3 separate regions of the Homo sapiens genome follow, and all the other regions are linked to region 1. The links are chromatin loops, found by intact Hi-C in ENCODE. Cell type or tissue: HepG2. All regions are shown on one strand. Each heading gives the region's core, and the rest is flanking DNA. Links, peaks and the distances in the headings are about the cores only.

The links. A loop is a pair of places that touch in the nucleus more often than their neighbours do. Peaks named below come from ENCODE experiments on the same cell type or tissue, not always from the same donor. Only the 100,000 strongest peaks of a DNase experiment are listed, where the experiment ranks them.
Region 2: a loop joins it to region 1, with 4 times the contacts of the local background. A loop is called at or near these places in 5 of 110 quality-filtered maps.
Region 3: a loop joins it to region 1, with 6 times the contacts of the local background. A loop is called at or near these places in 2 of 110 quality-filtered maps.

What each region holds. Positions count from the first base shown.
Region 1 is chr2:69,210,795-69,220,963 of GRCh38, forward strand. The region is part of intron 17 of ANTXR1 (ANTXR cell adhesion molecule 1); the gene reads left to right. LOC124906019 (a long non-coding RNA gene) reads left to right here. Exons shown (of 2, transcript XR_007086799.1): 1 at 1-10,169. Among named protein-coding and RNA genes, the nearest start is that of MIR3126, 110 kb to the left of the region's middle. RefSeq lists a silencer at 6,303-6,597. In HepG2, for the core only: no CTCF peak of the experiment used is centred there; DNase peaks (open chromatin) are centred at 4,177, 5,977 and 6,407; H3K4me3 peaks cover 234 bases.
Region 2 is chr2:69,162,201-69,172,369 of GRCh38, forward strand. It overlaps ANTXR1 (ANTXR cell adhesion molecule 1), which reads left to right. Exons shown (of 18, transcript NM_032208.3): 14 at 8,048-8,089. Among named protein-coding and RNA genes, the nearest start is that of MIR3126, 64 kb to the left of the region's middle. RefSeq lists an enhancer at 9,257-9,551. In HepG2, for the core only: no CTCF peak of the experiment used is centred there; a DNase peak (open chromatin) is centred at 4,761.
Region 3 is chr2:69,275,092-69,285,260 of GRCh38, forward strand. No RefSeq gene overlaps it. Among named protein-coding and RNA genes, the nearest start is that of GFPT1, 110 kb to the right of the region's middle. RefSeq lists an enhancer at 4,703-5,204. In HepG2, for the core only: no CTCF peak of the experiment used is centred there; a DNase peak (open chromatin) is centred at 5,090; H3K4me3 peaks cover 3,189 bases.

The DNA.
Region 1 (10,169 bases), core at 1,254-9,253:
GTATGGTGGCACAGGCCTATAGTCCCAGCTACTTGGCAGGCTGTGGCACAAGAATCACTTGAACATGGGAGGTGGAGGTTGCAGTGAGCTGAGATCGTGCCACTGCACTCCAGCCTGGGCGACAGAGTGAGACTCCATCACAAAAAAAAAAAAAAAAAAAAAGAACCAGATGGTTGTCACAAAGTGATAATTTGTTTGCCACTGGCAGTAAGATAAAGAAGAGAGAGATCTTGGGTGGAAGTGACAAGCCAGAGGCAAGGGCTGGTCCGAAAAGGCTACAGAGAGGAGGTGTTACCTAAGATTTTCCTTAGAGGATACCCTCGGGCTCTGGTTAAACAAGGAGAAACAGGGAGGGTATGAGATCAAAACAGGTTGCCAGTCAGCAAAAGTTTACACATGCATGCATATGTATATGCAACTTCTTCTCCAGCCAGTGAAAACATTTTCTTGGCATATAGGCTGAACTTCATTAATTCCCAAGGGCAATACATGCTGTCAGTGCTAAGGAATGCAAACCCACCCTTCTTCACTTACCAGCACAACTACTCTCTTCCCCAGAACACAGAGCGGGATCAACTGTGCCAGCAGGTGTTGGGCACATCTGTGTAGACTCCACATGCATCTCTCTCTGACATAAGGGAATTTTTACTCCTACACACCAAAGAACTACACTCCCTTAAACACCTTCACTGGTTCCCACTGCCTGCCCACACAAGGTGTGTTTTGTGGAATAATTATTCTGCAGCTGTTCATAGGTGTCAAATACATTTGGAAATTGTTGCACTTAGTGTTAAAGAGGGCTTTTTCTCTGCAGGACTTCAAAGATGCTTTAATAAGCCAACATGCATTGGGAATCTCCAAAGGGGGAACATACGCAGCATTTCCCAAACTTGTAAATTACTGATCTGTTTTCATAGAGCATCACTTGGGACTAACAGTCTGTGAAAGGCACTTTGGGAAATGCGGGACTGACTAAGAAGGGCTTCCCCTAGTGCCCTCCACAGTCAGACGCTGCCTGCTTCTCAGGAGTCCTGCACAAGGCAGACTGCCCCCAAGACGCTATTTCAGCCTACTCACCATATGTATTCCCACCTGTGGACCTCTGCTCACACCACCCCCGGCCCAAATTATGCTGTTCCTTCTCTTCTCATTGTAAGTCAACCCACTCCTCTCGTTGTAAGTCAACCCAAGTCCTTTCTTCTCTGGAAAGCTTTGCTCATCCCTACCAGGACTGGAGATGCCTTGTGCCTCAGACCATCTTAATATTGCTTTATGTCACACTCATTTAGCTTTTGATAGCTGGCTTCTACCTCTATCTCTAATACCTTGCATATGGTAGAATTAGTAAATTCTTTATTAAAGAAGAAGAAAAACAGGAAGGAGATAAAAGAGGAGAATCACAAAGAAAGAAGTAGGGGAGGGGAGGAGGAGGATGGGAGGAGTAGAGAAAGAGAGGAGAAAACCAGGGAGGTGACAGTGGGAAAGAGAATTTCACAGGACCTTGGACGTGGTACTTTGATTGAGTGTAGGTAAGAGGCAAAGCCCAGGGAGCGCAGCCTTGAGTACTTAGTGGAAAAGAAGATCCATGAGGTTCTGCGTATATGACCATCCAAGGCAGCTCCCAGGAGGTGTTCCTGGCACCATGCCACACTTAGCTGCAGGGCAGTGCCCATTCATAAGGTGTCAGCTCTAACCAGTGAGTGCAATACCTAAGAGCAGGCGCAGACTGTGACCCCTTAACCTAACCTATGCTTTATGATAAAATAGATACATATTTATATTTGTACTATTCAGAAAACAGCATATGTATCCATTTCTTGGGGGTTTTCTTGTAAACAACATAATACAATATCCAGTTAGTACTGAGGTGTTTTTGAGACAAGGTCTTGCTCCATCACTCAGGCTGGAGTGCAGTAGAGTGATCACAGCTCACTCTAGCCTTGACCTCTGGGACTCAAGTGATCCTCCTACCTCTGCCTCCCAAGTAGCTGGGATCACAGGTGCATGCCACCAAGCCTAGCTAACTTTTTTTAACATGGGGTCTCACTATATTGCCCAGGCCAGAGTGCAGTGGTGAACATAGCTCACTGCAGCCTCAAATTCCTGAGCTCAAGTGACCCTCTCACCTCAGCCTCCTAAGTAGCTAAGACTACATGTGCACATCACCTTTTTTTTTTTTTTTTTTTTTTTTTGGTAGAGAGAGGGTCTCACTATGGTGTCCAGTCTGGTCTCAAACTCCTGGCCTCAAGCAACCCTCCTGCCTCAGCTTCTCAGAATGCTGGTATGACAGACATGAGCCACCACCACACCTGGCTATTACTGTTAAACAAAATTAATAACATACAAAGTGCAAATTATATAACCCTAAAGCAATCACTGTCAAGAGACCTACCACTAAAGCCAGTGCCTTCGTTTCACAGAGGAGGGGCCTAAAAGCCACAGAGCAGATTGAGCTGTGACTAGAACCTCAAATCTATGGCCTAGTGCACTCACTACATGGACCATCTGAAGCGCTGCTTCTCATGGCTGGGCAGCCTATAATCTCTTTGTCAGCCAGATGGCCAGTTGCCTGAGATGGGAGACACAAGAAACATTCCCACATCTGCTTCCTGCTTTTAACTCACATAAAAATGGCCAGTCGGTTTAACAAAGCTATTTTCCTAAAGGGACCAGAGCTTCTATTTTTTCTGTACATTTAAAACGTGCCAAACAAAATGACACATGTTGTCAACAAGATGCAACAGATATCTTCCCACAAAGCCTCTTCTTTGTAAGCTGTCATGCCAGTTCTGTTGATGTAGTTACCTTCCGCAAAGACCAGCGGTCTTGCCAGAGCTCCACCCTGGAAAAGCTCATCCTGTGGAAGCACAGCTTGGTGGGGTCGCCAGACTCCTGTCTCTAACACACTGTTAAATGCCTAGATGTATTTCTTTCATGCTTGTGCAGAAATTCCATTTCAGAGTGTCGGGGCAACACCTAAGTCAGTCTCCCACATGTGGGTCATGGAAAGAGCCAGGGCCTGGACGCCAGGAGGCCTGGGTTCCAGTCAACATTCCCTGTGACTTTTACAAGTCGCAAGTGGATGACCATGCCCCCATTGCCAGCAGCCTTGGGACGTATGTGGGGGCACTAAGCATAATGGGCCAGTGTGGGGCATGGGAGGGGGTCAGCCCAGCTGCTGTGGTCCCTCTGCCAGCCCCCAGGGCAACCCACAGCCAGGCAGTCTCAGCCAGGGCAGGACAGGGGCCAGGGCCAGAGCAGCGCCTCCACACTGAGTCACAGCCAGCCCTGTAGGAGAAAAACAGCTGAATGTGGGTGAGAACCTGAACATCCATAACAGCCTGGTCCAGGAGAGCATTTCTGGGTCCTGTGAAGAGGAAGAAGAGAAAATGATGTTGGAATCCCCAGGTTAAGGAAAACCAAGCCATTCCCTGGCCTGCAAGCTGTATCACTTCCTCTGTAACTGTTTCTCTCCTTCTGAGCACTGGTACCTGGTTTGTGGGACAAGAAGACAAGTGACATGATCAAAACAAAGCTTTGGTTTGTATTTCCTTCTACTCCTTGTAAATTTTATTCATTGAGAGAGATTTTTCTCCTGCCACCACATACAGCCATGGCAGGCCCTGTAACTGTTCAGTGTATTCTTAGGCTATAAGCAGGTCCACCCTCAAAAACAAACTCCAAATTCAGTCATAGAAAGTACAATCCGAGAGATTAATCAAAACCTCCAACTTGAGCCAGGGTAAACCTTCCTTCCTCCCCCAGCTAGGCTAAACTCCAACCCCACCCTGTGAAAAGGCAGGATGAGGTTGTCTCTCCCCTGTTTCTCCATTTTGCTCTTCTCCTCCTAGTCCCCACCCAAGTCTGTTAGCCAATTTCTTACCCCTCCTTGGTAGGGGCAGGTGAGCAGAGGTAGGAGAAAAAGTAGACCTTCCTTGAACTAGTCCCATTATAAGCTGGTCTGTGCTCTGTGGGCCCAGCCTGTGTTTAACACTGACTCTCTTTTTTCCCCTGGGGTGCTCCTTGGAGCTCTTTTGGGATCTTCCTTCCAGTAGTTTCCTTGACACAGGCAGATGTTTCTTTATTCCCAGTGTTTGCTTGTGGTGCTTTCATAGCCTCTGGGTCTAGCAGTCACCTCCAGCTTGTTACTGCCGAAGTCCCTCTGTCCTATTACATAGCCTCTTGGACAGCATCCAAGATGACTCTGCTCTGCACTTCCTCTGCACGACCCACATCTGGTCCACAAGAAAGACTTACAGGACGCATGGATGGGCGAACCCAATTGCAGCCCCTCCATCCTGCTGCACAGGCTGCCTCCACTTTCTCAGACATGAGAACTCTGTATTCGCCATCTTCAGGGAACCCATTCCAAGCTCTCCAAGTAGCCCCATGGGGACAGCCTCACTGCACTGGAGGGGAAGCCCAGGGAAGCCCTGATGAAATCTCTACTGGAAGGGTCTCTGGAGACTCACAGCACAGCAACTTTTCTCTCCAAGAAATCCCTTCATACATCCTTCGCCCTACCCAGGCCCCTTTTATAGCCTTCATCTGGCTGAAGAGTCCAAGCATCATGAAGCCAGTTTACAGATGTTTCCCTATTAGGCAACTTATTAGAATATCTTACAGCTCAGAGCATAGTCAAAACTTCCATTTTAACATTCATTACATGCTTATCTCAGATTTTAATTATCCACCCATTTAAAGATATGCCCCATGGGGCATAGACATCATCTGGTTTATTCACTACTACATCCCAGCTATGATAGGCACTCAGTGAATAATTATTGAATTAACAAATTAATGTTTAAGTAAAGTAGCGTCCCCTCCTCAGCCTGCAAGCCATATGGGAGTGGGAACTGAGATTATTTGTACTCAATATTTGCCCCCAGTAGAGTCTAGTAGAATGCTGGCCCATAGTAGGTACTTTAAAAGTGGCTTTGAAAAAAATTAATGAACCTGGGCAAAAGGCCACATTTCTCTAGGTAAGATTAATGGAGGCTCTACTGACCCAGAGCCTCTCTCCCATTCTTCTTCAAATTCTTCACTTGGCTACATTGCTTAAAACTCTGCTAATCAGATATTCTATCAGTTCAAAGCTTTTTTAACAACAAAGATATCACCACTGAGAAAATGGAAGCCAGTCATTTACACTTAAGAAGACAATTTGATACAAGGAATGTACAGGAACACTGTCAGGGGCCTGAAGAGTGCTAGGAGGCACTTAAGAGAAAGGAGATGGCAGGCCCAGAGGTGGGAGCTCTTTTAGAGGCTTGCCAGGGAGACCGTGTGTGCCAGGAGGTGAAAAGGAAGTGGCAGACAAAACCAGTATTTTTTAGAGTTTGCCTTTAGCAAGCTTCCTTCTACACAATTTTTAAGAACCAATTAATTTTTAGAGCTAGAAGGAACCTTTTATATCATCAGATTCCATGGCTTCCAAACATTTTTGAGCCAAAAAACTTCTTCTTTCAATGAAATCTTACCAGAAAGCCAATATGAAAAACAGGTAAGCGGAGATAATCTGGTTCTAGATAGGTGGTTTTAGGTGGGTTCTAGATGTTTGGGCTGGGAAACCAAACATGCACATACACATACATATCTATTAATACATACATACACACATGCATATACATACATATACACACATACATATATGTATATACACACATATATACATGCATGCACATATATACACACATGTACACGCACACACACGATTTTCTCAGAGTAGTCTTCAAACCTCCCCCTCAGAATCACTAAGTGCTCCTGAAACACAGTGTGTCCAGATACAATGAAAGACCCACAGTCATCCTCACCCATCACCATGTCCCAGAGACTGGGCTCCAGAGGTCAAAAGAAAATGAAAGACACTAGACCCTACTGCTCCCTCCCCTTGATCAAGGAGCAAGACCTTGTCCCCTCCACTTCCCAAACTCTTTGTCTATTCTGTAAATGTTTGCAAATCAAAGAAAGAGCCCTTTCACGGGACCACTGAAGACTTCCCCCATGAGTTTAATACTACCAACAAATATTTACTCAGTTCTTCCTACATTCTTGACCCGTGTTTGGCACTCAGAACAAGTGACCATTGTCATTGCTAAGTTAACCAGCACTCTCTGGGTGCTGCCTGTTCAACCTTCTCTGAGCCATCTCAATTGCAGTTAAATATCCCACATCTTTCCATCTTTCCCCTAAATGTGCTTTGAGACACTGTGTGAACTGATCTGCTGAAATGCAGATAAACTACATCTGTCAGCCCCCATCTATGAATCTAGTGAGACTTGCAAAAAAAATGAGGTTTGGCACAATTCGCTTTCGGCAAACCTTTGCTCCCAGGGATGACCACTGTTTCCTGTCTTTGGAACTTATAAGCCATCTGTTTAATAATCTGTCCTAGCTTCCTGCCAAGGACTGACATGCATCTCACCAGTCAGCAGTTCCCACCAAAAGTGCTTAGGGCCTCAGGGCCTCCCATCCCTGCTGCTGGCCAGTGTCCAGCTCACACAAGTGGCCCCCTCATCCCTAATGAGGCCTTACTGGAGAGGATGGGCCACTCGCCTATTGCAAGTGCACAATGTGAATCTGAGAGTTCAGTTTCGTGTAATTATTTCTGTATCAACAACATCAACTCAGGGCTCAAGATCACCTAGGTGAGAGTGTAAGAATAGAGACTTTCCAATTAGCAGAGCTAGGTTTGAAACCTAACCCCACCACTCACTGTGTGGTTTTGACTAATGACCCACTCTGAACTTGTAAAATGAGCCCATGGGAGCTCATGGTTGTGATTACTAAATGCAATATAGTGCATTTAGTATATGCAATATTGTGCATGAAATGCTCAGCACAGTGGCTGGTGCATATCAGCATTGTTATTATTAAAAGAAAATACCCTTATTAATTAACTACTGCAAGTCAGGGGTGGGAATGGGACAAGGAGCAGGCCTGGGTGGAGGGCCTGTGTGTGAGGGGACTATTCATAGGTACCCAGTTCAATTCTTTTTCTAGGCACTAGCGGTATATGGAAAAGATCCTCTTCCCTGTAGAGCTCGAATTTCATGGAGAAGAAATTATGAGAGAATGTCTGTCTCCTTTCAGTCACCTGGCTTGTGGATTTGCTATCCCCAGGTGAAACCAAGGCCCTACTGGACTGGCCCCAGGCTGATTCCTGGAGGAAGCTACTTTTCAGAGGGGCACACAGGTTATCTCATGGACAGGTTCTTCAGGGTGTCTTCTAACCCCCAGAGATCTGAGGACAAAGGATTCCTATCATCTCCTTGAGCAACTGTTAAGGAGGCAGAGAGGAGCCGGGTGGAAGGTCCTCAAATGAACAAGGTCAACCAAGCGGCAAAGGTTCTAACAGTTCATTCTCCTGGCCCTCGTGTGAAAACTGCAGAAAAGTCACCCCATGCCTTTGTAGATTAAAATTAAGCTGGCAAGATTCAGCTGTAGTGGGCTTTAGATGGTCTGGGTCACTTTCTGAAGCCAATTTCTTTTAAAAGCTCTCAAGCTGAAGGCAATAATACTAAATGACAGCTGAGAATTTTAAGTTTTATTTTCAGTTCTGGAAAAAAAGGGGGGGATGGGTATCCCTTTATATTTTTATACTGAGGACAAGTCAGTAGGGAGATTTCATTGTGTTGTCGGTGTAAAAGTAATCAACTCAGTGTGCCATAGCCAGGAATTCAAACTGCTTGGAAAATGCAGGTGTAGTTAGCCCTTTTCACTGGAAAATACACTGGACAGTGACGTGGGTAGGTTAAGAGCAGAGAGCTGCTGGGAAGATCTGCAGAAAGGGCAAGGTTGTCTGCCACATTCCTTCTTCCTAAAGCACTTATGCCATCTAGGTGAAACTGGGCTGTTCTAGGAGGGGTAGTACTTCCTGCTTTAACACTAACCAACTTGAAAATCACACTGGGAACAAAACCATGACAGCCAGGAACACAGCACCAGAAGGTGAAACCCAGCCCAGAGTATGTAGCCGCTGTAACTTACAGCATTAATAAAAGGCTTACAGAAAACCAAAGGCCTATTAAATATCCCTGCCCCACCTAGACTCACCACTTAATTGGGGTGGGAAGCCTCAAGGCAGAAGGAGTATAAATGGTTCCAAAGGCCGGAGCGACTTTGGTCTGAAAGGCCCAGGTCCAATTAAAACAAACCAGGAGCCTTAATAACTGCTCCGTTTTGACATCGGGAAACCCACTCTAAATTCTGTCAATGGCTATGATGTAGAGATTTTATTATGATTATTATTTCATGGACTTAATGAATGCTTAAAAGAATTAAGCCACGATAAGACCCAAGGTCATAACCTCCTCATCCACCACGAAAGGGCAGCTTGCCCCAGAGCCAGCCTCTTCTTGGGAGGCAGTCCCCAGGTCCCTGGGTTCTGGTGGTCCTACTATTTGATTTGGGGTTGATTTAGAGCATGCACAAGCAAAATGGGCTGTAGGCCCTTGCCGTGACTGTAAAGGCTTCTGTGTGCGTAGTCATCTCCTCAACCTGCCAGAAATTCCCCAAAAGGAGAAAGGTTAATCCCTCTAACTTAAGGAATTTTAGCCTAGGTAACATCACAGTGTCCACCAGAAGGAGGACACACACACACACACACACACACACACACACACACACCCTACTGATGAAAATTAGGTTATCTATCTCCCTTAACCAACTGGCTATGAGTACATCTTGTTCTTTTATGCATTCACCATTTTTTTGTATTGCTAATGAGCCACAATAAGCAATATTGAGTATTTCTTACTGAGTTGTATTGAGTCCTTCACCATGAGCCAGGCACTATATTATATGCTAAACAAGTTCATTTTCTTTGTGTATCACAAACCTTTCTGATTATAAGCAGTACTTATTAAGTGTTATGTTATCAACGTATATTAAAATGACAAATTCTCTTGGTAATCATGATTCAGTAGATACAGGGTGGGGTTTTGTCCTCTGTTTTTAACAAGTGGCCCAAGGGATGCTTATGATCAAGTCATTGTCCTAGAAAGCTTCCCAGCTTGTCCGAAACCTCTTGACTGAAGTGCCCACAGACTCCTCCACCATCAGAAGGGTCCCCTTTCCCACTGTGTTGAGCCCTCCCATAAGCATCTCCATCCTTCCTGATTTTTTTTTGAACAGGCTTTTAGCTGCTGAAAAGCAAAATAATACCCTCAAAGGAAAGTTTTATTGGAGGGAAACTGTCTCAAACTGCAGACAGTATCTTTTTGCATTTTATTAAACCTGCAGAGCTAGAGCCATGATTTAAAGCAATGGGTGGCCAAGTAACTTGAAGTCTATTTTAGTTACCATTTTTGTTACTGATGGTTCCACCTACTCAAAAGAAAAAATAGTGAATAGAAATATTAATATAGGAAGCCAAGGCAGTCTCATGGCTGCAAAGAAACATTGGTTCTGTGCCCTGACCTTCCTCTTTGTGGCTCAGATTTTCCACCTAGGGGAGGGTGATTTTTGCTCTCTCCTCATCATACAGAGCTGCTGAAGGGATCCTTAAGAGAAGGCTCTTCTAGACTTTGAGTTTCCTGACCAAAATTAAACCGTTGCAGTTGTAGTATCTTTCTCTTAAAGTGGGTTTCCTCATTCACCAGACATTACCATTAGAGCCTGGAGTGATGAGAAATGTCTAAATGTAGGTAAATAGACAAAGACTTCCAGAGTTTTCCCATGTATTGTCAATGGGGCAACAAGGCATTGCCCTGAAATCTCTGGGTGTGTGACATTAAGATTACAGCTTGTATGTAGAACATAAAAGGCCTCTTTATACTCTATGATTATGAATTATGATAATCTTTCTTAAAGCAAGTATGTATATATTGTTATTTATTCTTTAAAACAACTTTTCAAAACATATATTCTCTATCTCAGCTTAAGTTGAATGTACTTCTTAGAATGAATTTATGTAGCAAGTCAACTCTGCTCTGTGCAGACAGGGTCAGTTGTCTTCTCTCTGAGCAGATTGTTGGGGGCCAATCCTAGCTAACTATGAAACTAAAGGATGGAACAGTTGACCCCTGGAAGTCCCTATGCTCCAGTGATCTCTCTCCGTGTATCAAATGGTCTTGAAACTCTTAAAAAGATTGTTATTACCTCAAATAGAAAGGGTGATTGTATTTGATATATCCTGGGAACACTGCTCGTATGCACCATCTTAATAA
Region 2 (10,169 bases), core at 782-8,781, 49 kb before region 1:
CTGACCCTAAAGCAGTGGCTTCCTGCCTGAGATTTTCTTATCTCAGTAACCTAGATGTTTGGCTTAATAGCCTTTCATGGGCCCATAAAAGTTTGGGAGTTGAAATTGAGTCTTCTGCCTAAAGCTGCCTAAAGCCTTGAGTGAAAGATGGGCTATGGGTTTGATGTGGGTGTGTATGTTTGTGTCCCTAAGAATTCATAACCTCTGAGAGGTCTAGAGTTCAAACTTACACTACTTGAGGTTTTGTAAATTGGAAGCTGAGAAAAAGTTTGGAAATGCTTAGGGATCTGCAAGAGGAAACCTGAAACCTCTGGCAGGTTCGTCCCTCAACCCAGGCCTCATAGAATTTCCATAGGTAAATGCCTACTACACATGAGCTCACAATCCCAAATTACCAAAAACCCAAGGAATATTATTTATTACTTGGGCCCTTGGGATTTTATGATACACATGGAAAGCACAAAAGACCAGAGAAAGGATGAGGAAGTCAGTCCCTGTCAGCACTATTCCCTTTGCTCTGTCCAAAGTTAACAATAATTGTTAAATAGCAGATACACTGAAAATTCTCTGTGTATCACCATTTCTCCTGTAACATGAAATGTGTTCCTGAAGATATGACTGCATTATGGAATTTTGGCCCATGAAAATAATAGGACTAATGGGGGAAATGGGTTCAGAGCAGAACATTCAAAACTGTGCGATCTTACAAAATAATATATTAGGTTGGCGCAAAAGTAATTGCGGTTTTTGCCATTGAAAGGAATGACAAAACTGCAATTACTTTTGTGCCAACCTAACGCTAAAAAATAATAAACTCAATAAAAATGCCACCGTTTTAAACACCTTAAATTCTTAATAAAACATACTTCAGTAAATATGGCTCTTTACCTTGATTTTTTTTAAATAAACAGGTGAAGTTTCTTAGTTGACGTGAGTCTGATGCAGCACCGTGGCTTTGAGCTACAGAAACAAGACGGAAGGAAGGACATTCTTAGGGCAAAGTGTCACAACACAAGGGGAGATGGCTATGACTCAGCGTCTTGTTATTCCTTCTGCACTGGCTTAAAATAGAATTTCAGCTTTTGTTGTGTTGCCAGGTTCCTCTTTTCATGTAAAAAAAAAAGCAATTTGCGTGGTTCCAAATAAGACTGAAAACCATGAAAGTACTATTCTGCTGCTCTCGGCATTACCTCCTTTTCTTCACTCCATCACACATGCCTCTAATCCCCTCTAAGGCAACTGGTGGCTCCTGTGAGTTCCATTCTCCTTTCTTTGGTTTTTCAGCATGGTCTCTGAGGAAGCTCATTTGGGTTTCTTTATGCCCATTGCTCTCACAGTATCTCATCTTCTCTTATATCTTTACAAACATCTCCTGCACAGGCTGAAGGCTTTCCTCCCTCATTCAACCCCTGCATTTTTCGAACCAGGACACACGCTCCTATTGACAGTGCTATGTAAAAGGTTTTTAATGAGGAAAAGAACACGCATTCAGGAGCGCCATACATGCTGGACTTGCACAAGGACACACCTAAGTGAGAAAGCAAATGAGGTATGCCTGGTTTCTGCATATTCCTCCCCAGGTCACTACTGGTGGCTGGGCAGCATTTTCACATTCACCTGATGTTACTCAGTGGCGCCGAATACTGTCACCTCACACTTTTAAATGTGTAATGGTTAATGTTATATGAAGTTGACTATGAAGAACAAAAGACGAAAAATGTACATTACCTTCTCCTTTACCTTGCAAAAATCATATTTTGAGCTGGCACAGTTTTGCAGTTTAGTGATTTTAATGCCCTGTTTAACTACCACATATGAACAGTCACAAGTTACATATCTGTGTTGGAACAAAACAGACTGTGCGTGTAGTTTTCAAATTTTCAGAAAGTCTTCTTAGAAATGAATTTCGGATACAAAACTGGAAAATGGAGTCTATAATCACAGGGCAAGTGAATTTACATGGAAGCCTGGGTTAGGGGATGAAAGGGGGTATAGGTGGTATCTAATAAGATGGCACAATTAACCGTAAGGCCAACCCGTGACTCTGATTAGATTCCCATGACGCAATGCATCCAAGCATCACAGCCCACTCTTGGCAGTTGGGACTTTCAGCATCTTAACTACTGAAGAAACATTTATATGGAGGGTTAAGAGACCAGAATTGAATCTTGTAACATGTATTAAGTGCTTATTTGAGAGGCAAGGAAGTTTATTATAATCAGAAATGCTTCCTTTATCCCTCCCTTTTCAGGAACACACACTCATTTATTCCAGAAATAGTGGCCGAGTAACAAACACTAAGCTGTGTGTCAGGAGATAAGTATGCCCATGTCTTCAAGAGCTTACAGTCCAGTGCGGAAGACAGAGGAATAAACACAGTTCAGTGAGTTTGTTGCTAACAGTGCAGACAGAGAGAGATAAGATCCATGTCCCTAATTCCCAGGGAGCCATCTGGCTGGGATTGTTTCAGGGCTGGATCTAGAAATCCAGGCCGTGCCAGCCTTGTATGCAGATGACCACAAATTCACATCAGTGGAAGCCAAGGAGTACCTGCATGCAGAGCTGAAAATTTACTCCAGAAATAGTTCTATGTCTTCCCCAACACAGGACGGGAGGCAGTGGAGAGCCCAGAGTTCCTGACAATGGAGCGGGGACACCAAAATTTTTAGAATGAAACAGCTTCAAAGCTGGTCTTTCTAATCAGCTATAAGCAAGTCTCAACAGAACACTCATGGGAATGTCTGACTTGAAGCTAAACATAGCCCCTGCATATCTGACAGAGGTATGGGGCTCCAGGAAATAAGCTAATTCACAGTTCTCAAAGTGTGGTCCCTAGACCAGCAGGTACTTTGTCAGAAATGCAAGTGCCCCTCCCCAAACCCACTAATGAGGAACTCAGGGGTGTACCCCAGAAAGCTGTGTTTTAAGAAGCCCTCCAGGTGATTCTGATACTCAATAAAGTTTGAAACCACTGAGCTAATTAAAATTAGAGGACAAATGCTTCATTTCGTTAATAAAGGAGTTATCTGAAGCAGCTCTCTTGGACTTTGTCTAAACAGCAGAGATGCCTGTGTGTCAAGGAAGTGTCTCCTTTGCAGCAAGAGACCAGCCCTTCGGCAGAGAGGACTTGCAGGAAGTGCCCTGCATTCAGCTCATGCAAAAAGGACACGGAGACACAAAAATACAACTTAAGAAGAAAGGGGCCAAAAACGAGTCCCCTGTTTTGTTCCATTTCTCATGCCATGAGATGAGCATTTGTCAACAATGAGCCTGTCTATACAGCTTATCCTATTAACCAGTCCCAGTCACAGAGTGAGGAGACAAGAAAGATGAGGAGGGGAGATGTGAAGTTGTGGTGGAGGATTTCTCAACAAGGTGACAGAGGCAAAACAGGGGACCACAAGGAATCACTAGGCCTGGCATTCTTTTGCTGCTAAAGCAGCATGTGGGCCTGACTCGCGGCTTCAAACGGAACGTCTAGTGAGCCTGTGCAGCCGTCATCTGGTAGGTGGGAAAGGTGCCCATGTTGAGAACTAGAATGACAGCATCCTTTCTTCCACTGCACAAGACTGTAACAGTAGAGTTAGCAAGTGACAAACACAACGGCAAGGATCAAAGCCTACACATTAAGAATCAAACTTCAATACTGCTAGAGAAAAAAGAAAAGCAAAATAAACTCATCAGGTGCTTTATCTCACTTTAACAATTTCTAAAATCAATTTATAAAGCCATTTATAAAAAAATAAAATGAATTATTAGAGAGCGCTTTACAGAGACCCAAATGGTTGAACTTAATTCATAAAACCAAAATAGTTCAACTTCCCAGGCATGAAACAGGCCCTGAGAACACGCAATCTTTCTACTCTATTCGTACTATGCTGACTGCATCTCCACATCTTCCATCATTACTATTTCCAACAGCCAAACTCAGGAGTGCACATAAAAACTGGAATTTGTTTGACTCAATGAGAATTTGTCAGTAACATTTCAATTTGATCAGATTCTACCTGGTCTTTTCTGACTTTCCTTTATCTATGCAATGATCGTCATCAAATCTGACCCTACCTCATGTCAGCCTGAACAGAGACGGATAAAGTCAGAATTAAAGTCACTGGTAAGAGAGGAGAGGAGATGCATCTCCCAACACACAGCAGTTTCAAGAAATTCTCAGGTATCAGAGAAATACCAATAGAATTCAGGAGTTCCATATTCCATCTCATTTTTCCCGTCCCCTTTACCTCACCAGCCCATCTCTTAGTGCAAAAGGGACTCTAGGGCAGCTATCCCAAGGAGGCAAATGGTCACTTTCTGCTTCTCTAAAATACCCAGTCTAAAGGTGGTAGTAAGTGGGGAAGTGGTACTAGCCTGCAGAGTAGAAATGTGAAAAATGTTCTCAGATTTACTCCCATACTACCATCCAGTTCTTCCATGTTATGCTTATGTTTATTATTTTCCATTAAAATATTTTATTAACGACCCTTCAACCCTATCCATCTTCTTTGTCCCTCCTAATGAGGAAGGCGCCAAAGAGCCCACCCATAACCAGGAGGATGCTCACATAACCTGAGAAAAAGGAGAGTGGGCCAAACCAAGCCTGAGCTTGGAAGCTGATTCTAGCTTGCATTCTAGTTGGAAACAGAGGATTTCTAGTCATGCTGGTTGGAAACAAATAATTATGCAATTTGCCTTTCAATTACAATTCAAAGTGCTACAGAAAACAAACATGATGGGAGCCCACAAAGAGAACCTTGTCCTTTCTGTGAGATTCCCAGGGGAGGTGCATTTACTGGAGATCTGTTTGATAAGTAGGTGTTCACTGGGGAATGTGCAGGGCTGTGGACTGAGCGTGGAGGAGGTAGCGAGCATTTGGGCAGAAGATACTGCACTTGAGAAGCAGCAGAGCATGTGGAAGGAACAAGAAGGTGCCCAGGAGACTGGAGTGCAGAAAGTGAAGGAGAGAGACACAGTGGGAGGGAAGTAAGGCCACATCATGTGGAACCTGTGGGACATGGGGGCAGTTTGCATTATATCCTATAAGCCATGGGAAGCCATTAGCAGGGGTGCACTGGTTTTAAGTACTGAAGCAACCACGGAGATATCTATTTTTAAGGCTACTCTGTGTGTGGCCGTGTTGCCATGGTGCCGCAGGCTACAGAGCAATGCAGGCTTTTGCCCAAGCTGCTCCTCCAGGCAACACAGACTCTGGCCCTGAGGGGAGTGGGGTGGGCTGAGAAAGCTGACATGTCTCTGTGCTCAGAGCACTCCTTTGGGTGGCCCATGTGCTGGTCTTGGCACAAGGATTTGGCCCACTCACGGACAGCCTATCCAACTTTACTGCTTGGAATTCTCATCCCTGACTCCAAGCTTAGCCTGTCTAGATCATACTTTTAAAAGCTGTCCTGCCATCCTGTGGTGAGCTGCACCCTGCTCCCCAGGGGCAAGCTTTCGGTGCATGGGCTTGAAGCAATGAGAAGACTTCCTGCCCATTCCTGCTGAACATAACCAGAAGCCGAACCAGTGAGACCAGGTTGGAGGTGCTTAATTCCTGTTTACCTGAACAGAGTGGCATTTTTTCCAGAAGCTCAGGTGCCCAACTTACAGTGCGTCAATGTGAAATCTGGATCATAAACCAGCCCCTCTTTATCAATATTTAATAAATCATGGATTTTAGCATTGTGTTTTGGGTTCCTTAGGGTCTGGCACATTGCAGGATGTAGAATAGATATTCAATTAATACTTAATACATTAAATTAAATAGCAACCGCATTGATGGGTTGGTCTGAGTGTTGGGCCACCTAGAACTGCATTCCCCAGCCAGTGTCATATGCTGACACACATGTGGCCAGGCATACTGCTACTGACTCCCCCAAAACCCTTGGCCACTGTCAGAACACCAGCCTCCTGTCTCACTCAGTTCATGAAATGCTGGCCCCTTGGCATCTCTGTCTGGAAGCCACCATGCAAAGGCATTTAGTATATGCAGGGGGGGTATGAAAGATGTAATCAAGGTAAGAGACAAATACAACAAGAAAGGGAAAGGAGAGTATTAATAGCATGCAGCATCTATTGAGCACCTACTCACTACCAGATGCTTAACACACATGATCGCTCATGATGACTCAGTTTCTGCAAGGTTCATGTTATTACTTCATTTAACAAATGAGGACAGTGGAGATCAGACAGGTTAAGGGACTCATCAAATCCTGACAGTCAGGAGAAGGCAGGTCTGGAATTCACATATAACATCTATGCTGTGCTTAGCTCATAGCACCGTGGAGACAAAAGCCCTCTGCTCAGCACCAAACCTCTTCACACCCAGGGGCCTTGCCACATATGCTGCCCTCTCAACATCTGTCTCTTCCCAAACATCCTGTTCCCCCTCTCACTCCCTTCCCTACCCCTGCCCCAGGAGAACAGATGCATTCCAGATCTTGGTCCCCAGATCCTCACCCCTCCCTCCAGTTTCCAGACATTTCCTGCTGTAAAGTAATTTACTGCTTCTGGGATGATGGGAAATCAGTCCTGGACAGGAGCGATCCTCCCCAGAGATTTCCTTAAGGAACTCTGAGCCAGGGTTGAGTGGGTGAGCACAATCATGGCTTTGCATTTTCCAGAGACTTTCACCAGGCGTCTCACAGCAGCCAGGAAGTGGAGGCAGATGAAATGAGAGTTTGAAACCCCTGGAGGCCTTCACTTCTGCCTCTTCAATTAATGGAATACCATACTTTCAGAGGACTGGAGTCTTGGGCCATTGGCTAAGGTTAACAGAACCTGCAGTGGGAAGCCTGCCTCCTCATGCAGAGATGACGTTATCAATAATGGTAGGGTGGGTAACAGCGTGGGGATTGGAGCCCTAACAAGGTCCCAGAATAATCATCAAACCAGAGGAGACATGTGCTGAGTAGGGAGAGCTGAAGAGGTGCTTGCTGCCAGCTAAGCAGCCTGGCCTGCAGCCAGAGCCCGGCTCCCCGACTGGAGGAAGAAAAAATGGGTCCTGTGGGCTGTGCCCGAGCACCCAACTACAAAGGCAGCACCTGATGTTAAGGCATCAAGAGATAGGGAATGAGCTTTGGATTTGCCAGAAGTCCTCTAAGTAAAAGAACTGAGTAGGGGACCCAAAATTCTGATAATAAGTTTGGGGTGAGAGGAGGAAGCCCTCCAAGGCACAGAGTGGAATTATAGTAGATAATTGCCAAATGCCATGTAAGAGACTCTAAATCCATTTAACGGTGAGGGCTTTCCTTTTATGACAGAGGGGTACAAGTTGGGGTCAAGAGGGAGGAGGGACTGCTCACTGGCCCCAGCTGTCCCTGCTCTGTCCTTATCCCATGTGTCATCATTCTCTCATGGGTTAGACTGTCTCCCAATTACTTGCCCATCCAGAGTTTCCACATGTCTCTCTTCAGCCCCAAAGATGGGACAGTCAGAATCTTATAACACTGTTAGTTAAAGCTTTGTGCCCCTAAGTGTCAGTGCCCTGAAAGAAATCCCTGGACACTCCTTTGCTGCCTCTGTTGGGACTCGGTCTGCCTGGGCAGCACATCCACCCTGCAAAGACACCCGTGGGGACCAGTGACAGCTGAAGGACTGCCAGCAGCCCGCGTGGGGTCCACGCTTGACACATCCCTAAAGCACCATGTTAACTTCCATTGTGTGACAATTCTTTGTTAAATGTGTAGACGATTGGATAGATGGATGAATAAATAATCTGATATGTGAATGACTCGGTGAATAAATGAGTGAATAAATTTGCATGATAGTTATCTGGGGTAGGAAATGAAACTGTGACCTGTGGAACATTTATTTCTCTATACAAAACCAGAAGAGACGCAAATGAGACTGGAACCCTCAGCCTGAGTCATATGCTAACTAGCAGAGCTACTCTGTCCAGCAAAGACACCTCTCATGGCAGTGATTAAGCCCGACTTGCTGGGGCCATTGCCATGGTAATTATGGCAGCACCACCACGGTACCTCCTGACAGCAAGCCTCTTAGGAGGCAGGTAGCCAGAGATTTTTCACTGACCTGTTCTCTGTTTTCTTTTCAGATTATCAAGGAGGTCCCTCCACCCCCTGCCGAGGAGAGTGAGGTAAGTGACCACAGCAGGATGGCAGTGGGTGGGCAGGGTGGCAGAGTAGGGTGGAGAGCTGGCTGGGCAGCTGGACACTTAGCCCCCTGCAGAGCAGAGCTAAGTCAAGCTCAAAGGATTTAATGTACCTGCCTGTGAAGCAGAAGGGAGGAAACTGTCTGGCCTTTCCTAACCAGGGATGAACAAGAAACTGAACTAAACTGCCAGAAAAGACAATGAGTTTTGGAGGTTTTTCTCCCTGCAGAGATAAAATGTGAGATGGAAATAAATGTTTTTATCAGTACAGTTATTTGGAGCTTTGAGATACTGACTTTTCCTCTCAAACAAACCCTAAGATTCTCTTCTCCTGCAGAGACTTAATGCTTTATGTGTGTAGATCAGGCACAGTTTGCTACATTCTCCAATCATTGGTTCTAGGAATAACCTGATGCCCAATTCTTCATTTTTCTTTCATTTAAAAACAATATTACCTAAAGATGGGCCAGGCAGTAATGAAAATACGCTGGAGAGGGATATGTTAATATCCTGGCCTTCCTCTCAAATTCTCGTCATCTAAAGAAAAAAATTCTTGGACTCTACCACTGAATCGGCCAGTAAACTGTTCTGATGCAAGGGTGGCCTGGAGTAGAATACAGTGGAGGCATTAAAGGCTAATCATGAGAAAGGCAAGAGTGCCTAGCAAGTGGCTTTGCTAATCTGATCACTCTTAGTACAGCTGGAGTCTCTAGAAGTAACATCCACCCATTCAGAAGCCAGGGTTACATATCTAAACACTCAATGAGACCAAAAGATAGATTGATAAGGTTTCAAGTTCTTGTCCTCAATCCCTAACGTCTGTTGTGTGCAAATCAAGTGCCAGTTCCTCACCCTTCCCCTTCCAATGCATTTGTCAAGTTTCCTACATACAGAAAGAGTAATGATTAAATTAAAAATTCCATGTGGCTCTTATATCCTGAACCATACGCATGTAAGCCAAGGGATTTAATAGCTGCAATCAATTAAAGTGCATCTTGTTGGAATGCTAACTTTCTGCCCAGAAATCAAGGGAGGAAATTACATTGCTGTGCAAAGAAGAAGAAAAAACCTTCTTTACATACATTAAAACCTTTCCTTAATCCTTCAAGAGAAAGTACCGTGGCTAGTTCCACGACTGCAATTGGCTTTGCTTCTGTTATGTGCAGCTATCTCTTAGACTTCCAAAACATAAAAAATAAAATAGAGCAAGGAGCTCCCTTATTAGGACTTTGTTTGCCTGGAGGCAAATAACATTCCCTCCCTTGTTGTGTTCAGTTAGAAGGGTTGTGGCTTTTTCTTTTGGCTCTTGCTCTGTATTTGCCTTTAGAAGGTGACGTGGCAGCCATAGTGGCCAAAGTGCACCTGGGGATGTAGGTTAAGACTGGGCTCTGACTTACCCCAGATCCAACATCTAGCCTAGGGTTGCACACACAGTACAAGCTCAGCAGGGACTTTTAGGATGAAGGACCCAGCAACACAATTTTGGAGCCAAGTAAAAAAGCCCAAACTAGAAAACCATCTAGGAAGGATAGCTAAAAGCAAGGAAGAGAAGTAGTTGAGTTTTTTCTGTTTCATAAAAGTTGTAGTTACACCCAAAGAAAGCTGACTTCATTTCCCAAACAGAATGACAACCTCAGAATGCTTGAATCTAAAGGGTTATGTTAGGCTTAAAGGAGTTTTTGGGCTGAAGCTTCCTCACCTGTCCCCTGTCACTCTATCAAAGGGATAACTCACGTGAACACCTGCAGTTGATTATACTTGGTCAGACGTGAGCTGGACAGATGACTAGTACATTTCATTGGCTGATGAAAAACAAAACATTCCCTTCCTGGAGTCTAGATCCCCTCCCCTCCATTTCCCTTTGAAACCCTCTGACTTAATCAATTAAATATGACGTCAGAAATAAATCAAGAAACTACCCAAACTGGAGACCTAGGCAATAAAAATTTAAACATTGTACTTTTTAGCATCAGGCGCTTTTTGGCATGTGCTGATTGCCTTAGCGTGTGTGTTGGCCCTGTGAGTTAGGCCACCTAATCTCCTTCCTAATGTATTTTGGCAGGAA
Region 3 (10,169 bases), core at 1,239-9,238, 64 kb after region 1:
AACAAATGGTTAAGATAATGAATATCCCAATTACCCTGATTTGAAAATTAAATATTATATGAATGAATCAAAATATCGCATGTGCCCCCAAATACGTGCACTTATTATGTGTCAATTAAAAAAAATAAAAATAAGACCATATCACCTAACCCCTGACAAAAAAAATGAACTCTAAGCCAGACTGCCAGGGATCAAATCCCAGCTCTCTGACTTATTAACTAAGGGATCTTAAGGTCATGTAAGTCTGTGCCTTAGTTTCCCCATCTGTAAATATAAGTAGTGATTGCACATGTATGATGTGTTGGCTGCCATTATTAACTCTCCAGTCTCACTTCTCACCGTTCCTCCACAAGTACCCTATGCTCTGTCCCTAAAATCACCAAGTTCTGTCATGACTGCACACTTAGGTACTTGCTGGCCCATTTGCCCGGAATGCCTGCCTTCCCCCTTGTAAGCCTGGATAACTCTAATTTAAAGCTTAAATATCACTTTCTCTGTGATACCTTCCCTGATTTCTCCTATTCTGGTATATCTGTATCATACCACTCACAGTAAAATCTTATTCTTTAGTCTCTACCCAACCCCCACCTTCCTGACAGGAAGGAACCATGACTTATTCATCTTTGTTTTTCCAGCATTTTGCACAAAACCATATACCTACTAGAATCATGGTAGCTAACAGCATGAATAACTTAAAAGTAGGGAACCTGGGCCTCAAAAATATGAATTGATTAGCTAACTTTTCTCAATACTTTTCCAGGCTTCCACATAATAGCAGTGCCACAGCTAGAAAGAATGACAGGACATAAAAATGCATTGAACTATATAACTAGAATGCAGAGCTGTCAAGGAACCCAACCAAGATCTTTCCACTATACCTGTTGAAACTAACAGAGAGTTTCTAATTCAAGATAGCACACTGCCTTGCAAGACCACATTAAAATGACAATAAAAATATCTAAAAGTCCATCACCATGAAGAAAGTGTGAGTAGTCACCAAGGGACAATAGATTTCAATAAATTTCTGAAAAATAAAAAACAATACTTAAGGAGCTGACAAAAGATGAAACAAGATAGAGGATGCTACAGCCTATAAGACTGATGAGTGGGGGTAGGGGGCAGCTACAGAGGAAGACCTCTGTCCTGAACAGCCCCAGAGAGACTCCCAACTCAGAAATGCCAGGTGCTAGGGTGGGAGTGGGATGAAGGGCTGAAATCAAAGAGATCAATGAAAGTCTATATGTAGAGCAGTCGTCCTCAACTCATCTCCTACCTCCACCATGTACAGAATTCCCAGCAGGCTGGTGTGCTGTAATAACCACCTCCCTACTCCGAACAAACAAAGCACAAGGTTCTTCTCTTTTGGAGGGGTAAAACTGGGAAAAGCTACAGCAGCTGGCGTAGGGCATTTGGAGTTTTCTTGCTAAGGTTCAACTTCCTGCCCACTATCCTTAAAGGAAAGCCTACCTGTTGACAAGCTCCGCTTCCACACACAGATTCACAATCACCTTTTCTTATTGCCTCATTCTCAAATATAACCAAACAACTAAAACCTCATTATACACTTGAGGGAAGCCTATACCGTAAAATAAAAAGACCGATGCAAACAATCAGAAATGGGTAATTCAAAAGGCAGAAGAGAAGGAGATCTCTAACTAATGTACTCAGAGAGATTTGAGACAATGTCACACAAGATAATAACAAAAGACTATTCATCTAAGGAGCAATCTAAGAAAAGAGAAAAAATCATCAGAATGATTGGAAAATAATGTTTGGGAAATTTTCATCAGGGAGAACAAAAGGAAATCTTAATTTTTTTAAAAAATATATAAGACAGGGCTGGGCACGGTGGCTCATGCCTGTAACCCCAGCACTTTGGGAGGCCAAGGCGGGCAGATCACAAGGTCAGGAGTTCAAGACCAGTCTGGCCAATATGGTGAAACCCCATCTCTACTAAAAACACAAAAATAAATTAGCTGGGCATGGTGGCAGACACCTGTAATCCCAGCTCCTCAGGAGGCTGAGGCAGGAAAAGCGCTTGAACCTGGGAGGCGGAGGTTGCAGTGAGCCAAGATCATGCCACTGCACTCCAGCCTGGCGACAGAGCAAGACTCCATCTCAAAAAAAAAAAAAAGTATATATATATATATATATACACACACACACACATATATATATGAGACAAAAAGAACCAACCCAGAAATGTTCATCATCTGACTGGTAAAAGTCCCAAAGGAAAAAGAGAGAATACAGGAAACAGAAGGAGGAGAATTGTTTTTAAAATAGTACCCCAAAATCCCCAAGTTGAAAGACACAAGTCTTTAGACTGAAGGATCAACCAAGTACACTGCACAAGAGAATAGATAGAGGAAGATTGATAGCTAGACAGATAGACAGACATATTATGAAATTTCAAGACCCCCCAAGGATAAAGAGAAAATGCTAAAAGCTTCCCAAAAGGTTTTAAAAAGTTGTCTACAGGAGAACAATAACTAGATCGGTATGAGACCTCTCAACAGAAATCTTAGATTCTAAAAAGCAGTGGAACAAAGGCTTCAAACTCCTGAGAAAAAACACAGTTTCAGCTAAAATTCTATACCTTGCCAAGTATAAAATTAGGACAAAGACATTTTCAGACCTGGAAGGAATGAAAAATTTACTACCTTTTAATGAATATACTTGATGATATAGTCCAGCAAAATAAGACAATTAAAAAAGAAAGGATAAGACACGGGACCCAGAAAGCAATAGATCCAATGCAAGAGGTTAAACTTCCAACCTCCGCCTCCGAGGCTCAAGGGATCCTCCCACCTCAGCCTCCTGAGTAGCTAGAACTACAGGTGCACACCACCACACCCAGCAAGTTTATTTTTGTAGTGATTGAGTCTCACTATGTTGCCCAGGCTGGTCTCGAACTCCTGGGCTCAAGTGAATTCAAAGGAAATTCTAAGGAATTCAAAAAATTGAAAGGAATGTTTAAAGGCATAAACTCAGAAAAAGAGATGATAGGATATCAAGGGTGGGAGAAAGAAAAATAAAAAGATGAAAATATTCCAAAATTGATTGTGGTGATGGATGCACAACTCTCTGAATATACTAAAAGCTACTGAGTTGTACACCTTAAATGAATAAATTGTATGGTCTATAAATTATATGTCAACAAATCTGTCTCAAGAAAAGACAAGAATGTGAGATGAGAAAAAGCAACAAAATTTCAGAAATTGAATGGCAGATGGACGAGTGATAAATAATCAGAGACCCCCCCCAAAAAAACTGAATTCCACGCTCACAGTAGAGAAAGCCTCAATGAAGCATCATTTACACGTTGGATGAAACAAAAGATTTGGAATCCAGGGACCTTGGGAAATAGAAGTGAGAGAGAGGGGAAGATAGGAGGTTGACAAATTAAGAATCAGTGAAACCCTCGAATGCCCTCCTCCACGCCACACAACTGGACAGCTGCCAGTGGTGCTTTTGTCGTCATGTTAATATAAACAGAAACACTGTGTTAACCAGGATATCTGTAACTCTCTGTGAGAAGGATGAGGGGTGGGAAGTGCATATTTGGTATGGTGGGGGCCAAGGCAGTTAGAGGGAAGAAAGTTAAAGCCTCATCTTTTTTTAATGGGAAGTCAATAGTAAATGCCTAAAACTAAGTAATGAAGAAATAACATTGCAAACAAATAATTTAGCAATATGGAAGAAAATATCACGCTGTTTGAAAGTAATGGCCTTCAGGAAGTGAGACAGTGGTGGCAGTTGGAAGGGGGGAGTCAGGAGACTGTCTTTTTTTTTTTTTTTTTTTTAAAAGACAGAGTCTTGCTTTCTCCCAGGCTGGAGTGCAGTGGTGCGATCTCGGCTCACTATAACCTCCGTCTCCCAGGTTCAAGCTATTCTCCTGCCTCAGCCTCCCAAGTAGCTGGGACTACAGGCACGCGCCACCACACCTGGCTCATTTTTGTATCTTTAGTAGAGACAGGATTTCACCATGTTGGCCAGGCTGGTCTCAAACCCCTGACCTCAGGTGATCCGCCCGCCTTGGCCTCCCCAAAGTCCTGGGATTACAGGCATGAGCCACCGTGCCCAGCCTCCGCCTCCTTTTCTAACAGCTTGAGATATAATTTTTTTTAGTATACTGCAGCATGTATTTAATGAAAATATGATGTCAGCAAAGTAGAAGAAAGAACATCAACATTTTTGAGTGTATGTCAACACAGACAATATCTAAAGAAACAAGAATTTTTCTGCATATGTGACTTTGTAGACCAGACAGTAATCTGTGTTATTCTAAGAGCAGTGACTATATGGTTAGTAACTATTGTGATCAATAATTAACGCCACATGTCTATCCATTTAGGGATTATGTGTCTTCTCAAAGCCCTCGCAAATTGCTTTATTTGCCTAATAGGACTGAAATCACATCACATGTTTCACATTGCTGAAAAATGTCCAGCTCTGTATTAAGATATAATTTACATACTGTAAAGTTCACCCATCTAAAGGGTACAACTCAGTGGGTTTTAGTATATTCACAGAGCTGTGCAACCATCACCATAGTCTAGTTTTAGATCATTTCATCATCCCGATAAGAAACCTGATACTGCTGTTTTAATAACAAGCCTTGTAAGGCATGGTAAAATAAAATAAAATAAAAACTAAATTAAAAGAAAGAAACCATTAAGAGTGGTTTCCTCTAGGAAGGAGAACATGGGGTGGTTGGCGATGACATGAGAAATGGAAGTTTTCATTGTTGGCCTTTCTGTAATATTTTCTGCTTCTTTAAAAACCATTTATGTGTGCTGTTTTGATTTTATAATTTTCTTTAAAAGTTATAACAATTCCTTAAACACAAACTTAATGGGAAGTCAGGGATTACATTAGTGGCAGTGTTCGCCAAAGACCTTTGGAAGTTGAAAGTGCTCTGCAGATTTGAGGAACTGTTGTCATTCCAGCATCACAGCAGGGGTGGGGAAGAGATCACACAAGGTCAGCAACTTGGGAACTGGGACATAGCCACATAACACCTGCTGGAAGGTAGCCACCAGCTGGGATGATGGGGCTGTCCCCACAACAAAGGCCCCTTTTTGGAGATCCCTGGGGCTCAGGAGCCAGTGAGTCTGTCTTTGGGGAAGATAAGGCAGAGGGCCAACCCTCACGACCCACGAGTGTGGCATGTCCATGACCAGAGACCAAGGCCAGGCTTGCGACATGAAAAGGTGAGTGTCAATGACCTAAGTATTAATAGAGAACTGCGGCATCATCTCACCCAGAACCATCTCTCCCCACATAGCAGGGTCCACTTTTCTTGAGATTAGGTCCGTTTTATGTTTTACATTTCCCTTCACTTTTCAGAAAAATGGCCCCAAGTGGGACTGCCTTTTTTTAATTCCAAGGAACAGCACCGGCCACATCAGCACTGTTCTCGCCTCTGCCTCCAAGCTCTGTTTCTCATCTGGCTGCTGAGAGAAGTTGCTGTTGCTCTGCCAGCAAAATGTCTCTAGGAAGAAAGGAATGGAAAATATGAGGAAATTTCCTTACAAAATCTCAAAGAATCCTCGCTCAGCATAACCAGTGAGAATTAGCTGCACAATGAACCACATCGGAAAAGGCGATCATAATTCCTCAGTGCCTGATGCCCACCCAGATTTACAGCAGGACCGCTCTTTGTGGATCCACAAAAGGTTTCCACGTTGAGGGAGAGCTTCCCAAATGGGACCGAAGACATGAATCTCATAGGTGAGGACCCTCACTGGGGAGTCCTGATGGAGAGATGGGACCAGCCACCCTGGAACCTGAATAAGGAATTTGAAGACTTGGACTTGGGGCTGGAAATGGTAAGACTGTTCTCAACCTTCGGACCCTGACAGGGCCTGCCCAGTCATGACCATCTCACACTTGTCCCTGGTGTAAGCCCCACCACCACCTGTTCCCAGGCTGTCAGAGGCACAGTCTTTAGGAACCCACCAGGGGTATAACAAATACACCCCAGCAAAGCTTGTCTGTTTTTGTTTCTTTGTTGTTTTATTTTTGTTTTTTTGAGACAGAGACTCACTCTGTCACCCAGGCTGGAGTGCAGTGGCACAATCATGGCTCACTGCAGCCTCCACCTCCTGGGCTCAATCCTCCCACCTCAGCCTCCTGAGTAGCTGAATACAGGCATGCACCACCATGCCTAATTAATTTTTCTTTTTGGCTAACCATCTTTCATTCTTTTAATTTTTTATAGTACTTTCAGTTCTACGGTACATGTGCACAATGTGCAAGTTTGTTACATATGTATACATGTGCCATGTTGGCGTGCTGCACCCATTAACTCATCATTTACATTAGGTATATCTCCTAATGCTATCCCTCCCCCAGCCCCCCACCTCCTGACAGGCCCTGGTGTGTGATGATCCCCTTCCTGTGTCCATGTGTTCTCATTGTTCAGTTCCCAACTATGAGTGAGAACATGCGGTGTTCGGTTTTCTGTCCTTGCAATAGTTTGCTCAGAATGATGGTTTCCAGCTTCATCCATGTCCCTGCAAAGGACATGAACTCATCCTTTTTTATGGTTGCATAGTATTCCACGGTATATATGTGCCACATTTTCTTAATCCAGTCTATTATTGATGGACATTTGGGTTGGTTCCAAGTCTTTGCTATTGTGAATAGTGCCACAATAAACATACGTGTGCATGTGTCTTTATAGTAGCATGATTTATAATCCTTTGGGTATATACCCAGTAATGGGATGGCTGGGTCAAATGGTATTCCTAGTTCTAGATCCTTGAGGAACTGCCACACTGTCTTCCACAATGGTTGAACTAGTTTACACTCCCATCAACAGTGTAAAAGTGTTCCTATTTCTCCATATCCTTTCCAGCACCTGTTGTTTCCTTTTTAATGGTCACCATTCTAACTCATGTGAGATGGTACCTCATTGTGGTTTTGATTTGCATTTCTCTGATGGCCAGTGATGATGAGCATTTCTTCATGTGTCTGTTGGCTGCATAAAAGTCTTCTTTTGAGAAGCGTCTGTTCATATCCTTTGCCTACTTTTTGATGGAGTTGTTTGATTTTTTCTTGTAAATTTGTTTAAATTCTTTGTAGATTCTAGATATTAGCCCTTTGTGAGATGGGTAGATTGCGAACATTTTCTTTCATTCTGTAGGTTGCCTGTTCACTCTGATGGTAGTTTCTTTTGCTGTGCAGAAGCTCTTTAGTTTAATTAGATCCCATCTGTCTATTTTGGCTTTTGTTGCCATTGCTTTTGGTGTTTTAGTCATGAAGTCTTTGCCCATGCCTCTGTCCTGAATGGTATTGCCTAGGTTTTCTTCTAGGGTTTTTACGGTTTTAGGTCTAACATTTAAGTCATGCCTAACTAATTTTTAAGTTTTTTGTAGAGACATGGTCTCACTACATTGCCCAGGCTGGTCTCAAACTCCAGTCTCGAACTCCTGAGCTCAATCAATCCTCCCACCTCTGCCTCCCAAAGTGCTAGGATTATAGGCATGAGCCACTGCACCTGACCTGCATTATTTTTTTAACCAGGACAACTGAGTAAAAGCTCTGTTATGAGAATGGGACATAGGAGAGGTAGATTTTGACTGGGAGGAAAGGAAAACCCAATAAGAGATCTTACATGGAGGGCAGCCCTGATAAGGAAAGGTGGGACCCTGCTTTGGGCAACACTAAGTGGAGGAAATAACTAGAAGGAAATGGAACGTAAGTAATCCAATGCAGTAAATAACCAAGAGAAAAAAGAAAATGATGCAATGACTGACAGCTCATTTTTTCTTTATTTCATTTCATTCATTGACAGCCATTTTACTTGGAAATAAGAAAATTTATATGGAATATAAATATGCAAGTGAAGTACTGAGGATGATTTTCAGAACCTTCTTTGTAGATAATTACACCCAGGTGAGCCTCTTCTGAATGTCACCTTGAATTATAAATGCCTCCCTCTCTTCTATCCTCTTAGGCAATGAAGATACATGGTGCAGAAGTTTTGAAATCAGCCATATCTGGCTGAAAGTCCTGAATCTGCCATTTAGTGGCTGTGTGACCTTAGGAAAGTCATGCCACCTCTCTGAGCTTCAGTTTCTCCATCTGATTCATGGTAGTAGTAATGACAGCTAACACTTTCCTGATCATTTTCTATGAACCAATGTTGTAAATCGTCTACATCGATCAACTCTTTTCAACCTCATGACAAACTCATCATGTATATTGTTATGGGTTGAATGGTATTTCCCAAACATTTACATGTTGAAATCCTAACCCCCAGTATCATAGAATGTGGACTTATTTGGATATAGGATTGTTGTGGAAGTAATTAGGTAATTTAAGATGACATTTTACTAGAGTAGGATGAGCCCCTAATCCAACATGACAGGTATTCTTACAAAAAGAGGAAATTTAGGCTGGGCGAAGTGGCTCACGCCTGTAATCCCAGCACTTTGGGAGTCTGAGACAGGCGGATCATGAGGTCAGGAGTTTGAGACCAGCCTGGACCACATGGTGAAACCCTGTCTCTACTAAAAACACAAAAATTAGCTGGGCATAGTGGTGTGCACCTGTGATCTCAGCTACTCAGAAGGCTGAGGCAGGAGCATTTCTTGAACCTGGGAGGCAGAGGTTGCAGTGAGCTGAGATCATGCCACTGCACTCCGGCCTGGGCAACAGAGCAAGACTCTTTCTCAGAGAAAATTAATAAATAAAAAAAAGAAGAAATTTGGACACAGAGACACACACATAGGGAGAATGCCATGTAAAGATTGAAACTATTTTGCCACAAGCCAAGAACTCCCAGAAGCTAGGAGAAAGGCCAGGAACAGGTCTTTCCCTGGTGCCTTCAGAGGGAGCACAACCCTGCTGACACCTTGATCTTGGACTTCTAGCCTGCAGAGCTGAGACAATAAATTCCTGTTGGTAAAGCCACTTGGTTTGTGGTACTTTGTTATGGCAGCCCTAGCAAATACGTACAGTCATGCATGGTATAACAGCATTTCCATCAATGCAAATCACATATTCAACGATGGTCCCATAGATAAACAGTACCATATTTTTACTGTACCTTTTCTATGTTTAGATATGTTTGGATACATAAATACTTACCACTGTGCTATAACTGCCTACAGGATTCAGCACAGGAACATGTTGTATAGGTTTGTAGCCTAGGCATAATAGACTATACCGAATAGCCTAGGCGTGTAGTAGGCTATACCACCTAGGTTTGTGTAAGTACACTCCTTGATGTCCATGCAATGGCAAAACCGCCTAATGACACGTTTCTCAAAACATATCCCCTTTATTAAGCAACCTGTGACTATAGAGTCAGCCCTCCTTTTCCACAGTTCCACATTTGCAGATTTAATTAACTATAAATCAAAAATATTCAGAAAAACAAAACAATAAAAAATACAAATTTGAAAAACTATACGGTATAGCAAGCACTTATGTAGCATGTACATTGTATTAGGTACTATAAGTAATCTGGAAATGATTTAAAGTATAAGTGAGGATGTGCATAGGTTCTAAGCAAATACTAAGCTTTTGTTTTAAATTTGAGACAGAACCTCCTCTGTTGCCCAGGCTGGAGTGTAGTGGCACAATCTCAACTCACTGCAACCTCCACCTGCTAGGCTCAGGCAACCTTCCCTGCCTCAGGCTCCCAAGTACCTGGGATTACAGGTGCTCACCACCACACCTGGCTAATGTTTGTACATTTAGTAGAGATGAGGTTTTGCCCTGTTACCCAGACTGGTCTTGAATTCCGGGGCTCAATCGATCCAACTGCCTCAGCCTCCCAAAGTGTTGGGATTACAGGCTTGAGCTACTGTGCCTGGCCTAAGCCATTTTATATAAGAGACTTAAGCACTGATAGACTTTGATATCCATGGAACCAATTTCCCCATAAATACTAACGGACAACTGTATGTATATGTGTGTTATTACATTTCCATTTTACAGATAAGAAAAACAAAATGCAAGAACTTAAGGTCACACAGTAAGTAGGTGAGCTGAGAATTAAACATGATCAAAACCTTTACCTTAACCCTTATATTACATGGTAGTGGTACTTAATAGGATTGTCATAAAGACCAAGTGAGATAATTCATGCAAATATTTAGCTCTGTGACTAGCACATATTAAGCACTCAACAAATTTAGCTACTATTGTTT